Regions from separate parts of the Homo sapiens genome. Here regions 1 and 2 are each linked to region 3. Evidence: chromatin contacts called from ENCODE Hi-C data. All regions are on one chromosome and are shown on one strand. Each heading gives the region's core, a stretch centred on a gene start or an enhancer-like site at or near the end of the contact. The rest is flanking DNA. Distances are from core to core; before and after follow the strand shown.

The links. A loop is a pair of places that touch in the nucleus more often than their neighbours do. Pooled maps may share reads with other maps.
Region 1: a loop to region 3 is called in a map of MCF 10A, with 28 times the contacts of the local background. The contact joins two enhancer-like sites. A Hi-C loop is called at or near these places in 5 of 168 maps with a recorded cell type or tissue (A673, IMR-90, MCF 10A and 2 more), 1 of 37 single-sample maps with no recorded cell type and 12 of 50 pooled maps.
Region 2: a map of pancreas shows a loop between it and region 3 (5-fold over the local background). The contact joins two enhancer-like sites. A Hi-C loop is called at or near these places in 4 of 168 maps with a recorded cell type or tissue (IMR-90, ascending aorta, chondrocyte and 1 more) and 13 of 50 pooled maps.

Annotation. Positions count from the first base shown.
Region 1 is chr21:38,354,574-38,357,608 of GRCh38, forward strand. It overlaps LOC107985513 (a long non-coding RNA gene), which reads left to right. Exons shown (of 2, transcript XR_001755040.2): 2 at 1-1,361. Among named protein-coding and RNA genes, the nearest start is that of LINC01423, 10 kb to the left of the region's middle. Within about 2 kb of position 1,623, at least 3 of the 41 ENCODE cell types and tissues checked have a DNase peak (open chromatin) inside an H3K27ac peak, as active enhancers do.
Region 2 is chr21:38,375,149-38,378,239 of GRCh38, forward strand. It overlaps a transcript of ERG not described here. Among named protein-coding and RNA genes, the nearest start is that of LINC01423, 31 kb to the left of the region's middle. Within about 2 kb of position 1,601, at least 8 of the 41 ENCODE cell types and tissues checked have a DNase peak (open chromatin) inside an H3K27ac peak, as active enhancers do.
Region 3 is chr21:39,136,094-39,139,236 of GRCh38, forward strand. No RefSeq gene overlaps it. Among named protein-coding and RNA genes, the nearest start is that of PSMG1, 46 kb to the right of the region's middle. RefSeq lists an enhancer at 1,148-2,055. Within about 2 kb of position 1,509, at least 6 of the 41 ENCODE cell types and tissues checked have a DNase peak (open chromatin) inside an H3K27ac peak, as active enhancers do.

The sequences.
Region 1 (3,035 bases), core at 373-2,872, 780 kb before region 3:
TCTCCAGTTAAGTGGGGGACCAACTGCAAACTTCTCCCATCAATATGAACTGCAATATGATATTGCAGCAAACAAAACACACACACACACACACACTCTCCCAGAAGCATTTAACAGGAGAAGTGTGTACCTACACATTTAGTCCCAAGATCTCTTTCCAGGCCCTGTCCAGGTTCGTGGTGGAAGCCTGTCCTCTGCACACTGGCTTCCCCAAATCTTCCCATATTCCAGAGCAGGGGAATCCTTTCTCCATCTTTTGGCTCAGATCTACTGCGGAGTGTGGGAGAAATATTAAAAGTAATGATCCTTGATGGTTAAAGCTGCCTTATCAAGTTCCTGCCCCTGGGTTTAAATAAAGTCTCTTTTTCTGCCAGCTTTAGATAAGGATGGAGGGTGAGAGAAACAGACAGAGACAGAAAGAGAGAGAGAAGAAGGGAGAGAGGCAGAGAAGCAAGGACTCTATAGGGAAAGAAAGAGCTTGGACATTAATTCATTTTATGAATATTTGTTCTACTCTTCTTAAGAACAAGGTTTGTCCCAGGTGCCTTGGGGGCAAGAGAGAATTTAAGGGGTGGCAAGGGGCCACTGTCCCGCATCTTGGGGACGTTGTAGGCAGGCAGGTAGAGATGTGCTAAGGTTCCCGGGTCCTGGAGATGCCAGGCAAGTTGGAAAATGCAGAAGAGGAGGCTGGGGTGGACAGGGGTCATTTTGGCTGAAGCTGGTTATGAGAGGCTTAGAAGGTGAAAGTGTCTGCTGTGCTGGGCCCTGAAATGTAGGTCTTCTTGGCCACAGTGGGAAAGGGGAGCCCTAGAGGTCCTTGAACAGTCTGAGTGACAACACCTGGGCTGCCCAGCCCCAAAGGCCAAAACCAAGACACGTCTTTGTCCCAGAGGTTGGGCTTGGTGGCTGCAGCTGTGGATGCTGACCCTTTCATGGGCATGGGGACAGGTGAAAAGCAGGAGCGAGGCAGGCAGGAGTGGGTGCCAGCACCAGCCCACAGCCATGAGGCCTGTGCCAGGCCAGCCTGTGGGGACACTGGGTCCCCGAGAGAGACATGGAAGCTCCCGCCAGCAGGAGACTTGAAGGTGGTCAGTTCTGAAGTCCTCTCCTCCTTAGGCCTGGACCTGGGGACACAGGCTCCAGCCAGCAGCAGGAGCCCATGAAACTCATTTGTCCCAATCTTCTTCCCAAGTCTCAACAGCTTTCGGGGGGTTCTGTGACAGATGCCCCACTTCCAGCTCCACAGCCAGCCCTACGCTAACTCTGACAGATGAAAGGCCTCAGAATCCCCTTCTTCAATTGTACTGCACCCAACTTGTGGAAAGCAAAACAATATTAAAAATACTTTTTAAGAAACTCTAGAATATATTGTCATCAAAGTGATCACGGTTCTGCTTATTTTTGGTCATCGCAACCAATGTACTGAGCCCCCTTTGCCCAGACCCTAGCAGGTCCTGAGTCTCAGCGTCCACAAAACGAGGCTATGGCCCTTGGGGAGTTCCGTGCGGTGCCACAATTGGCCTCTGAGTTACTCTAGAGTGATAAACGCAGCCTTGGCAGTAAAATACCAGAGAGGTAATGAGTGCGGACTCCGTGCTCCCTCCGCAGGGGCAGGTGCGTGAGGCTCTAGCGCCACCTCGTGGGCCGTGGGATTCGTGCCCATCTCCTCCTGGGCGGGAGTTCCTCTGGAGCCAGGAACTCTTTGGGCTCAGGGTGTCTTTTTAGAAAAGCTTCTGACGTTGGTTCTTCTTTAGTGGACCTTCTCCGGTAAAACGGGGTTAACAACTCCAAACTTTTCCCCACCTAAAGGGATTGAAAGGCTGTTTCAAAGGAATTAGAGCTCTGAGACTGCAACCCACAAAACACACAATAGCATATACACAGAGATGCACATAGAAACATAGACACACAGGGACACACACCAGAGATACACACACACACACACACGGACAGGCAGACACAGGGCCACAAACACATACACAGAGATACACACAGAAACATATACACACAGGGACACACACCAGAGATACATACACAGACACACACGGACAGGCAGACACAGGGCCACAAACACATACACAGAGATGCACATAGAAACATTTACACACAGGGACTCACACCAGAGATACACACACACACGGACAGGCAGACACATGGTCACACACACACACACATACATACAGTGATATTCAACAAGGGAAGGGTGCACCCACAGGCTCAGTCTTGAGACCTCTCTCCAGGCTCCTGGGTGGGTTGGGGAAGCTGAGCCTCCCTGCCTGCTCATAGCACACAGCCTCCACAAATCTTGCTCTATTCCAGAGTGAGAAAGGAACGTTAAAACTGATGATCCCTGATGGCCAAGGCTGCCTTATCAAGATCCTGTTCCCGATTCAATAAGAAAAGATGCCTCTTGTGCCAGCAGCAGATAAGGCTGCAGCCCTGGGCGTTCCCAGGAGAGCGAACAATGGAAGCCCCCAGGATGCCTCTATATGAGGTAGGATGGTTACTTGCCCAGTCCCTGCCTGCCAGGCCCTTATCTGGGAGGCGCTGGTTCGGGTTGCACCCTCCTGTGTTCCTAGCGGGGGCTGCTGCACACCAGGCTTCTGAGGCCTTCCTGGTGGGGGTTGGTGGAATGGCGGCGGGGGGAGGGTTTTGACGGTGCATCCTGAAGTGCTCCCTGCACCTTTCCCAGAAAAAGAAAAGGATGCCATGAAAACACTTCACCCTAGACATGGTTTACCCTCGGGAAAGCTGATGTGAAAGAAGTTCCAGGGGGCCAGGGATAGAAAAGGATTTAGAAAGATGAAGGCAACAGACAAACGACACTTACAAAGTGCCCAAAGTCTGCAAGTCCTGATAGTCACAGGGAAGGACATCAGCTGGCGGGAAACCTCACCTTTTAGGCCTGCATGTCAGTCTTGCACTGCTGAGCTGTGTGACCCTAGGCAGGCTACTTAAACCCTCTGTGCCCTGGCATCTCCATCTACAGAATAAAGCTTCTAACAGCATAGGCCTCACACACCTGTGTGGAGACC
Region 2 (3,091 bases), core at 351-2,850, 760 kb before region 3:
TTGTTAAGATCATTTTTTCTAAGTTCACTTAGCTGTTAAAGCAGCAAGGGCAGGATTTGGATCAGGTTCTGTTTGGTTCCAAACCCACCATGAGGAGCCACTGTGCTGTTTTACCTCTGAGAAAGACCTGACTTAAAACCCGACCTCTATGTTATGAGAGTCAGGCTCCTAGGATGGGGAACCACGATAGGTGCATGCATGTCTTGTCTTGCATTAGAGATTTTTATGTACATTTTCCCTTTCTAGATTATAATCTCTCCAAGGGCAAGAACTCCCTAACACCTTTCTGTACCTCTTACATCATTGTGACATCAAAGATTCTTAGCAAATGCTTGTTAAGTAAATGAGAGCAGACATTCTTGCTCCCCACTGATTTTATCTTGGATGCTAATAATACAGTAACCTTATTTCCAAAAACCATTCCCACAGAGCCCGACACACCGTGGAACAAAAACTGAGAATTGGATTGAAGAACTGGATTGAGAAAAGGAAACACTTTGGTGAAATCACAACCTGTAAACAGACCTCAAAACATAGTGTTCACTCAACTGAAGCTGAACGTTCTATAGCCTGGGTTCATTTGGCTTGATTGCGCATCACTTGTTTACTTGGTGTGTATAACACTCCACAGGAGTCACAGGGTCCTTTTATAGGCATCTCTGGTCTGTTGTGGGCCCCGGGTAGTCATAGTCCCACTGTCTTGCTCATTATCCTCCTGCACCCCCAACACAACTGGACATCACACACTAACTTAACAATTCAGCCTCCTTCCAACTGTCTTACCCCTTCTATCTAGTTTCTTCCTGCCTTAATTAACTTCCTAGCATCATATGAATAATCATTTGTTTGTTTGCTCATCCTATTGTGGTTGCCCATCCTATGATCTTAACAAGTACTCAGCCTTCCTTGAATGAAAGCTATAGACCCTCTGTTAGTATTTTCTTTTTAATTGGGGTAGGGTGGCTTAGTGAACATGGACCTGACAGTGTTGGTTTAAAATCCAGTGACCATTGCATAGTTCCACTTTAAAATGCCCTATGTCACATTAGTGTGAATGCACAGAGGCACAGACAGGCCCAGGGTCTCAGGTTAGAAAATATGATGAGGGGAGGGGTTTCTTCTAAAGAGAACTGTGGAATTGTCGGATGTGAATCTGGGCCTGTTGTTCGTTTCTCGCTATGCATGTTTCCATGGGACGGACACTCAGTTGTTACTCTCGCTCTCTCCCACCACTTCCGCTCTCTTTCACAGGAAGAGGCGGGTCCTACCCTGATGGAAACCGGTTCTGGTCTCTGTCCAATGGGAGTCGCTTCCTGTCCTGCACCTTCCCAACCACATCAGTGAAAGGGTGGAAGTGCTGGTCTGCCCACTGCAGGCTTAACCCATGTTCTTCCTACTAGGAAAGGGACGTTTCCATTTTCATCCACCTGACTCCCGAGTTGGTTGCAAAGATGGAAGAAAGGAACAGCCATTTATTCTCCTGGAGGCAGGCCCTGCCGGACTTGAGAGGGCCTTTCCTCTGACCCTAAGCATCAGAGCGGATGGAGACAGAAAATCCTGAGGCCGCTGTATGGTGGGTCTCTTCACAGCCATGGGGCCCAGCCCCACTCGCCTCCACCAGGTTATGGCCCAGCAGCTGGGACTCCGTCCAGAAGAGCACCTGCAGCACGTATCCTGTGTTCTCCATCAAAGCGGCCTGGAGTCCGCCTGCGTCCCCAGCAAGCAGCACTCCCGCCCTAAAACCAAAGGGCGCAGCAAGGAAATGGGAGGGCTGCGCTTTGCTTCCTGTCTGATAACTACCAACAACCGGGCTTCTGCCCAGCATAGCTAGATAAGGGGAGGGCACTCCATTTGACATGCCCTGAAGACTGTCCAAGCGATGGCTTAGGAAGGCCATTCCAATTTCAAGTCCTGAAAGCTGTAAGATTTTTCTGTGACTTAGAGTGATTTATAACATAGTTTAACCTCTCAAAGCTTCACATCTGTAAAATATGGATAAAACTATCTCAAAGCGGTATTGTGCAAGTTAAATGAAAAAGATAGTGTATGCACATTGTTTGGCACTAAGCTATTATTATTATCAAAAGTAGTAGCAATTAGTATTATTGTTTAAAGGAGAAAATGATATCCATTGGGAGGCTCCTCTTTGGACCTGAAAGCTTAATATCTGGAATTACTTAGAACTGGAATGCCAGCCTCCGCCTCCTGCCAGCAGCCTGCTGCCAATTCTGATGAGACAGCTTAGAAACCATTGCCCTGATGCCATAGAAAAGAAGAGGACAGCTAGCCTTTTCCTTTCTCTTCACCCTTAATTTAAAAAGGTTGGGCAAGTTACACATCCACCCACCTCCAAACCTTTCAAACAAGTTTCAGTTATATTCTTGCCGAGTAGAAAAACCAAAAATTAATAAGAGAACTTACTTAAAATAAAAAGTTGTTAACATCTTGATACATCCTGGCTTTCCAGTTAAGAGACTTTACAGAATGGTTCGTGACTTCTACACCAAATTCTTTCTTGTATATTTTGTCTACACCCCACCCCTTCCTTAGCCTCAACCTCATGAGTGCAAATGGAGATCAGCCCTGGCTCCTGGCATCCCACGACGACTTGGAGGTGGAAATTGTTAGTCTGGAGTGGGATTGAGGGCCCCTGAGGCAGACTGACACTCTTTCAGCTGATGCATGTCTAATGCTGAGCAGGCTGTGACCAACCACCCTCAGGACATGTTTTTATGCAAGTGTGCTGTAGGGGGTGGTCTTCCTCATAAGTGAGAAAACATGAAAGCAAAGTTCATTTATCCCATCAGTTGGCTGCTTCTCACCATTCACCTGGGCCCTGCAGTGCTGAGAAAATAGGATGTATTTTAATCTCCAAGCAGACTGGACTCCAATCAATTTAGAGACACAGAGCCACAACATAATTCAATTTGGGGTGATTCCACTGTCTCTGTAATGTCTAAAGCCCTAATGTACTGCTGACTCTTAGGACAAACTGGCACTGATCAAGAGTGAGGCCACTAAGCCATCACTGATTTCAGACTCTCACCCCTGACTTTCTATGTATGGACAACACTTAATATTTCACAGAACC
Region 3 (3,143 bases), core at 259-2,758:
AACCCCAAGAGTGAGCCCTGTGTAAACTCTGGCTCTGGTGAATCCATGTCATTACACGTTTGTCCAGGCCCGTAGAACATACAACTCCAAGAGTGAGCCCTGTGTAAACTCTGGCTCTGGTGAATCCATGTCATTACACGTTTGTCCAGGCCCGTAGAACATACAACTCCAAGAGTGAGCCCTGTGTAAACTCTGGGCTCTGGGCGACGGTGATGCACCAATGCAGGTTCATCCATTGTAACAAATGTACCCTCTGGTGGAGGATGTTGATAATGGCGGAGGCTGTGCATGTGTAGGGGCTGAGAAACCTCTGTACCTTCCACTCAATTTTGCTGTGAACCTAAAACTTCTCTAAAAAGTAAAGTCTATGAATTTAAAATATATACGCATATATATATATATATATATATATGACTATTCATGTTATTTGTTTCTGCCTCTGCAGTCAGGAGACACTTGCAACCATGTACACTTCCAACAGATACCATCTGCCTTCCTGCCACTTCTCATCCACCCCATTGTGAACTCACAAAACACATCCCAATTCCTTCCCAAGCTGAAAATCCGGAAAACAAACCACCTGTGTCCACCAGCATGCCACTGCCTCTGGTGCACCCACATTGCCTTCATGGCCCTGACACGGACTTGGGTTTGATGGACCTGGGAGTCAGTTGGCCCCAGGCCGGATGGCCCCCACTCAGGTCCTGTGTGTGCACATGAGTCCAAGAGACCCTGGGCTCAATTCTCAGCTGAAACCTGAACTCTGCAGGATGGGTCAGTCATCTGCCGCAGGCATTTGCCAGGCCTGGCTCACTGAGTCATAACGAGGTTAGTTATGTGACTGTCAGCCCTGGAGGGCAGGCAGAGGCTGCTCACATCCCTTTGTGGGGCCTTAGGGCTTCACGCTGGACCTGGACCCACACAGGAATTCCCTTAGTGTTTCTTTTTCTTTTTTTTTCTTTTTTTTTTTTTAAGAGAAGGGGTCTCACTGTGTTGTCCAGGCTAGTTTCAATCTCCTGACCTCAAGTGACCCACCCTCCTCGGCCTCCCAAAGTGCTGGGATTACAGGTGTGAGCCACAGCACCCAGCCTCAAACGGTCTTTTCTTTGTGACAGCATCCAGTCTCCTAGAATCCAGCTCCCAGCTATCCATGAAAACCCTCATGGCCTCGGCTGGAAGAAGAGAGCTGGCAGCAGATCAGACAGAAAGCACCAGACAGAACCCTAAGGCCATCACCTCCCACACTCCTGAGTCAGCAGAGGTCGCAGATAAAACCTGCCTGGAGAGGGCCCTCTGCCTGTGGGCTCTTAGCTCTCAGCTCTCAGCTCTGCAGCCTGGAAGGAAACCCAGGAGGTGTGAGTTGATGATTGCAGAGAAGAGAGCTGGGAGGTCAGCCCCTCCAAAGGTGCCTGCCCAGAGCGCGTGGGGTCACATATGGAAACCATTTCTGGGGAGGGAGAGCGGGAATCTGGAAATGAGGCCACACCAGGGGGTCCGGCCATGAATACAAGAAGGAAAGCCTTGTTGAAGGGAGGCCCATGGCAGACACAGCTCAGTGGAAGGAGGAAAATACTCAGCATTCCAACAACTTCTAGTAAGAAATCTTAAAAAAACGGAGAAATCCACGCGCTTGTGGTTTTAATCAATGCAACAACGCAACAGGAGGCTGGCTCAGAGCAACGCGAGGATGAGGCAGGGCCCAGAACACTGAGGCCTAAATGTGGAGCACACCAGTGTGGACATGAAAAACTGGCAGTGTGATCTGAGACCACTCAGTGGCCCCTTTAAGTGGTGACAATTTCCACCCAGAAGAAACGGGTGACAATTTTGAGATCCTGATTCAATAGGTTCCCCACAGATCAGTTTCTCCTCGGAGAACAGAACCTCCTGAATCTTAAGAATATTAATATCTCCAGGGCTGAATGTCCCAGCACTACTGATAAAGAACAGCCTCTTCCAGGAAAAGGAGCAGTTTTTTATCTTTGCTAATAACCAGCCAGTCTCATAAAAACTGGGAGGGAAAAAAAATCCTTAAAAATATTTACTTAAAAAACAATCAATAGACACACTAAAAAGCTCATGCATACTGATTTCTTTGATGTGTTTTTAATTGCTTAAGGGTCTTTGTAGAAAAATGAGCAAAGAGCATTATTTATACATTTACATATTTAGAAGAGAGCAGGTTAAAAACTCCAACTTCACCAGCAGCAGCAAAGAACCTTTGTTGAGCAATACTGTCCCCTTGTGTCCAATCTTCACTTAATGCTTTCCTAAGTTAAGTACAGCTGCTTGATGGGACATTCTGCAGTAGTAAACGACTTCTACATTTTGCTGCCCTTTAAGACTTGCATTCCTGCAGGAAACATGCATATGCAATACCAATTCTAAGTAAGGGGAAATCTGATTTAAGAAAATTGGCCTCAGGTATTCATGATGGAGTTCACAGCATGGGAAAATGTGGGCCATCGATGTGGTGAAGAAAGCCTCACTTCCATCCCAGCTTTTTCACTGTTCCCCACGAGTAAGTAAGTGAACGGCAAATGTGCAAGGGAGTTAAAGTGTAAATTCCTCCCGGCCCATATAATTGACTTGCTGAATTTTTGCAGTAACAAAAGACTGCTGTTCAAAACATTTCCAGTGACATTTTAAGACTACCTATAAAGAGAAGTTCGGGCCGGGCGCAGTGACTCACGCCTGTAATCCCAGCACTTTTGGAGCCGAGGCGGGCGGATCACGAGGTCAGGAGATCGAGACCATCCTGGCTAACACGGAGAAAGCCCGTCTCTACTAAAAATACAAAAAATTAGCCGGGCGTAGTGGTGAGCGCCTGTAGTCCCAGCTACTCGGGAGGCTGAGGCAGGAGAATGGCATGAACCCGGGAGGCGGAGCTTGCAGTGAGCCGAGATCTGGCCACTGCACTCCAGCCTGGGCGACAGAACAAGACTCCGTCTCAAAAAAAAAAAAAAAAGAAAAGAAAAGTTCGCGTTGGTCATTTTTGTGCTGTTTATGATGTATAATCATTGGCACTGTCCCCACAGTGTCTTAATCCTGATATTCAGCAAATATTTATCCAACAGGGGTTTACTTATTTATTTTTGAGACAGATTATTATTTATTTATTTATTTATTCACTCGTCACCCAG